Linked DNA regions of Homo sapiens: region 1 is linked to region 2. A link is a loop called in an ENCODE intact Hi-C map of the cell type or tissue named here. Cell type or tissue: transverse colon. All regions are shown on one strand. Each heading gives the region's core, and the rest is flanking DNA. Links, peaks and the distances in the headings are about the cores only. Region 1 has its middle 76 kb from the start of SRD5A2. Region 2 has its middle 19 kb from the start of BIRC6.

What was found. Peaks named below come from ENCODE experiments on the same cell type or tissue, not always from the same donor. Only the 100,000 strongest peaks of a DNase experiment are listed, where the experiment ranks them.
Region 1: a loop joins it to region 2, with 24 times the contacts of the local background. A loop is called at or near these places in 1 of 110 quality-filtered maps.

Annotation. Positions count from the first base shown.
Region 1 is chr2:31,655,785-31,658,702 of GRCh38, forward strand. It overlaps a transcript of SRD5A2 not described here. Among named protein-coding and RNA genes, the nearest start is that of SRD5A2, 76 kb to the left of the region's middle. In transverse colon, for the core only: no CTCF peak of the experiment used is centred there; no DNase peak of the experiment used is centred there.
Region 2 is chr2:32,336,118-32,339,035 of GRCh38, forward strand. No RefSeq gene overlaps it. Among named protein-coding and RNA genes, the nearest start is that of BIRC6, 19 kb to the right of the region's middle. In transverse colon, for the core only: no CTCF peak of the experiment used is centred there; no DNase peak of the experiment used is centred there; H3K27ac peaks cover 476 bases.

The DNA.
Region 1 (2,918 bases), core at 317-2,816, 680 kb before region 2:
CTTCTACGTTTCCTCAGTTCAGCTTCCCCCACTCCACTGGAAAGAACCTACTAGACAGAAAGAAACTAAAAATATAAAGATAAAGAAAACTAATAAGCAATTTTCAACAGGGGACTGTGGGACTTAAACAAAAATGCTGGCTGTGAGGGGACACATCTTAAACAGAAAATAGTCCACCCATCCTCTGACGCTGAGAGAGGAAGGTGAAAGTAGATGCACATATAGACAGAGGTACAAAACTGGTAAGTCGGGGAAGTTAAAGCCTGATTATATCAGTTCTCTCTGTGAAGCAGAAGACAAATCATCTTGAAGGAGAGGGAATCAAGAAGGGTGAAGGTTTAGAAGAGCCACAACAGTGAATAGTAGTGAAAGTTATTTTTGGAGATCGTGAATCTGTTGGACACAAGCAATGCCATTCCTTCTAGCATAGTTTTGCATACTGGGGATGGAGCAGAGAAGATGAATGGTTTGATTCATTAATGCTTTCCTTCTTTACTTGGCTCTCAACACATCACATTCCCATGGTTTCCTTCTACCTTATTGGCCATTCTACTCAACCTCCTTTGATCATCCCTTTTCAGTTTCTTGACCTCTAGACTTTAAAAATGCCTCAGAATCCACTTGTTGGACATGTTTTCCCTCTATTTACTTTCAATATTCATGTTGAAACTGAATCCCCTTGTGGTGAAATTAAGAAGTGGGACCTTTGAGAATTGACTAAGTAACAAGGGCTCTGCCCTCATAAATGGATTAGTGCCTAATTAAAAAAATACGTTGGGGGAAAATAGCTGATGCCCCTTTTGCCCTTCCACCATTCTGCTATATGAGAACACACCATTCATCCCTCAGGAAGACACAGTAACAAGGCAACATCTTGGAAGCAGAGAGACTAAGGCCCCACCAGACACTGAACCTACAGTCACCTTGATCTGGGACTTCTCAGCCTCGAGAACTTTGAGAAACACATTTCTGTTGCTTATAAATTACCTAGACTCAGGTATTTTGGGACAATAGCATGAACAGACTAAGGTGGTCATATTGATAGTATGTACCCCTCATACAATGTGTTGAAAATGACACTTAACCTATATTTTATTCCTTCTCTAAGAATCCATAGCCCCAGTATAATCATGGGGGAAAAACAGATCCAAATTCAAAAACATTTCACAAAATATCTGAATAATACTTCTCAAAACCTTCAATGTCGTTGAAAACAAAGTAAATCTGAGAAACTATCACAAAAAAAAGTAAATACAAACCAGGAGGATCCTGATGAGACAGGACAACTAAATATGGTATAGTATCCTAGCTAGGATCCTGAAACACAACACAGACATTCATTTGAAAATAAGGAAATCTAAATGAAATGTGTGTTTTAGTTAATAACAACCTGTCAATATTGGTTCTTTTTTTTGTGTGCACACAAATGTGCGTCCCATGATAATATTAGGTGTTAATAATAGGGAAAACTGGGTGTGGGGTATGAGAAATCCTTCTAGACTATCTTCAGAATTTTTCCATACATCTAAAATTAAAAGTTTATATTTGAAAGGATTGTAATACATTATGGTACTGATATTTGAATTTAATGATTTATAATAGGTACTCTCTTTGTTTGTTTTATTTTGTTTTTGAGACAGTCTGTTTCCCAAGTGGAGTGCAGTGGCACAATCGTAGCTCACTACATCCTCTAACTTCTGCCTTCAAGCAATTCTCCTTCCTCAGGCTCCCAAAGCATTGTGAGTACAGGTGTGAGCTACCATGTTCAGCCAATAGATTCTCTTGAACTAGACCCTAGTATTTAATAAAGCAACTACCACAACCCGAATAATAAAAAACTAATCATATTATGACATGTCATGGTTTTGAAAAATTGGCTATTTAAGGAAAAAATTAGTGATAAATTCTTACTTTACCATTACAAATTGATTGAAGAGTTAAATGTAAAAAAAACTCAAGTAGAGAAATAAACTAGGCTTTCAGGAAAAATAAAGGATCAAATTCCAACACAGTTTCTACCAACAGCCTCTGCCACAACCACAATCCTGTGGGTGTGAAGAGTGTGTGGGGGTGGGAAGGAAATAAAAAGTCATCATGAAAAAGAAGAAAAGGAAGGAGAGAACTTAGAAGAAATACAAACAAAAATCATCTCTAGAAGAAAAAAGTAGAACAGTAAATACAAAAAAATACCGAACACAGGCTGGAAACAAAACCCTGACTATGGAGAAAGTACTTGAAAGTTTGTAGGTCTAGAAGTACTAGCCTCAGAGAACCAGCTTCTGTAGAAGAATTTGGGAAGATAAAACCACACAACATAGAAATTAAACAACCTGGTACTGAATGACCTTTGGGTAAACAATTAAGGCAGAAATCAAAAAATTCTTTGAAGCAAATGAAAACAAAGAAACAACATATGAGAATTTCTGGGACACAGCTAAAGCAGTGTTAAGAGGAAAGTTTATAGCACTAAACACTCACATCAAAAACTTAGAAAGATCTCAAATTAATAACCTAACATTATACCTAGAGGAATGAGAAAAACAAGAGCAAACCAACCCCAAAGCTGGCAGAAGAAAAGAAATAACTAAAATCAGAGCTGACCTGAAGGGAATTGAGACCAAAAAACCATACAAAACCAAAAATTAATTCTTTGAAAGAATAAATAATATTGATCGACCACTAGCTAGAGTGATAAAGAAAAGGAGAAAGAAGATCCAAATAAACATAATCTTGAAATGGCAAAGGGGACATTACCACTGACCCCACAGAAATAAAAAAAAAAAATCCTCAGAGACTATTACAAACATCTCTATGCACACAAACTAAAAAACCTAGAAGAAATGGATAAATTCCTGGAAATATACAATCTCCCAAGGTTGAACCAGGAAGAAACAAATCCTGAACAGAAAAAATAATGA
Region 2 (2,918 bases), core at 271-2,770:
CTGCACTTTGGGAGGCCAAAGTGGGCAGATCACCTGAGGTCAGGAGTTCAAGACCAGCCTGGCCAATGATGAAACCCCGTCTCTATTATTTAAAAAATAAATAGGCTGGGTGTGGTGGCTCACACCTGTAATCCCAGCACTTTGGGAGACTGAGGTGGGCGGATCACCTGAGGTCAGGAGTTCAAGACCAGCCTGTCCAACATGGCGAAACCCCATCTCTACTAAAAATACAAAAATTAGCCGGGCTCGGTGGTGGGCGCCTGTAATCTCAGCTATGTGGGAGGCTGAGGCAGGAGAATCGCTTGAACCCGGGAGGCGGAGGTTGCAATAAGCCGAGATTGCACCATTGCACTCCAGCCTGGTCAACAGAGTGAGACCCTGTCTCAAAAATAAAATAAAAATAAAAAGTATGCCAGGCGTGGTGGCTCACACCTGTAATCCCAGCACTTTGGGAGGCCGAGATGGGTGGATCATGAGGTCAGGAGATCGAGACCATCCTGGCTAACACAGTGAAACCCTGTCTCTACTAAAAATACAAAAAATTAGCCGGGTATGGTTGCAGGCACCTGTAGTCCCAGCTACTTGGGAGGCTGAGGCAGGAGAATGGCATGAACCCGGGAAGCGGAGCTTGCAGTGAGCTGAGATTGTGCCACTGCACTCCAGCCTGGGCGACACAGCAAGACTCTGTCTCAAAAAAATAAATAAATAAAAATAAAAAATAAAAACAAAAATAAAAATAAAAAGTAGGCTGGGCCTGGGTGGCTCACGCCTGTAATGTTAGTACTTTAGGAGGCCGAGGCGGGCAGATTGCCTGAGTTCAGGAGTTCGAGACCAGCCTGGGTAACACAGTGAAACCCTGTCTCTACTAAAATACAAAAAAATTAGCTGGGCGTGGCAGCGTGTGCCTGTAGTCCCAGCTACTCGGGAGGCTGAGGCAGGAGAATTTCTTGAACCCAGAAAGCGTAGGTTGCAGTGAGCCGAGATCATGCCACTGCACTCCAGCCTGGGCGACAGAGTAAGACTCCATCTCCAAAACAATAAATAAATAAACAATAAAATAAAAATAAAATATCACATTAAAATATAATTTACCTGGATTATGGGATATTTTTACAGCCCTTTAAAGTTTGCATCTGAGGTGAGTACCTTACTCGTCCCTCCCTAGTCCTGGCCCTACTTGCTGCCTTTAAATTTATTATTAGCCCAGCAGCCAGAGCAAGCTCTTTGAAGGCAAATCGGATGATGTCACTCTATTATTAAGTGGCTTTCCTTTGCACTTAATATAAAGTTGAAAATCCCTAGTGGCCCACACCTCTCAGTTCCCACATGAGCTGGCTCCTGCCCTCCTCCTGAACCTCATCTTGTGCCATTCTTCCCATTGCCTACTGAACTCCAGCTACACCAGCTGGAATAAGCCAAACAAATGCCCAGGACTTTCATAGAGAATATTCCCTGCCTAGGATATTCTCTTTTCCAAGATATCCCGAAATGCTTTCCTCTTCAACTGGTATTTCCTTTTTTTTTTTTTTTTTGAAACAGAGTCTTGCTCTGTTGCCCAGGCTGGAGTGGCATAATCCTGGCTTGCCGCAATGTCCAACTCCCGGGTTCAAGCCATTCTCCTGCCTCAGCCTCCCAAGTAGCTGGGATTACAGGCACCTGCCACCACACTCGGCTAATTTTTAATATTTTTGGTAGAGATGGGGTTTCACCATGTTGGCCGGGCTGGTCTCGAACTCCTGACCTCAAATGATCTGCCGGCCTTGGCCTCCCAAAGTGCTGGGATTACAGGCATGAGCCACCGCACCCGGCCTCAACTGGTATTTTCTTTTCAAGTTTTAGATGTTGGCTCGACTTCCACTTGTGTTGAAAAGCCTGGCGTGACTCTGTTCTAAGGCAGTGTCCCTGTAACTTTTTCACGGCACTATAAGTTTTTCCTCATACAGTTGTCACATTTGCAATCACATGTTTATTTTTCTGATGATTTGATTAACAACTGTCTGCTCACTTGATTGTAAACCTCAGGAGAGCTTATTTCTTTGTTTTATTTTTCTTGTCACCTTTGCTCTATTCCCAGTGTCTACTATATAGTAGGTGCTTAATAAATACATAACTGGCTAGGGGTAGTGACTCACGCCTGACATCCTAGCACTTTGGGAGGCCGAGGCAGGAGGATCACTTGTAGCCAGGAGTTCGAGACCAGTCTGGGCAGCAAAGCAAGACCCTGTCTCTACAAAAAAAAAAAATAAATAAAATAAAGTAAAGTAAGTACATAACACAGGGACTGGGTCATAAAAAATTCTCTATAAATGTTTGCAAAAATGTGATTAGAAATGTAAATGAGGTAGCATATGAAAGCAAGGAGGAAAGCAAATGAACTTTCCAAGCATTTTATTGAACTTTCAGTTAGTTACCACTGTTTTTTGTTTGTTTAGTCCATTATTTTGTCTTTTAATCTCAGGCTGCAGTCTTGTGTTTACCCTTATCATAGCTATAGCTTCTGATTCTGATTAAGGTGTCTATTTTTACTCCAAAGTGGCCCGGTGATTTTTCTTCTGATTGCCTGAAAGCATCAAAGGTAAGTGAATCAGCTGGGCACAGTGGCTCATGCTTGTAATCCCAGCACGTTGGGAGACCAAGGCAGATGGATCACTTGAGGTAGGGAGTTCGAGATAAGCCTGGCCAACATGGTGAAACCCCATCTCTACTAAAAATACAAACATTAGCTGGGCATGGTGGCAGGTGCCTGTAGTTCCAGCTACTTCACAGGCTGAGGCAGGAGAATCGCTTGAACCTGGGAGGTGGAGGTAGGTTGCAGTGAGCAGAGATCATGCCACTGCACTTCAGTCTGGGTGACAGATCAAGACTACATCTCAAAAAAAAAAAAAGTAAGCCAATCATGTATCCAAGCCTTTCAACTA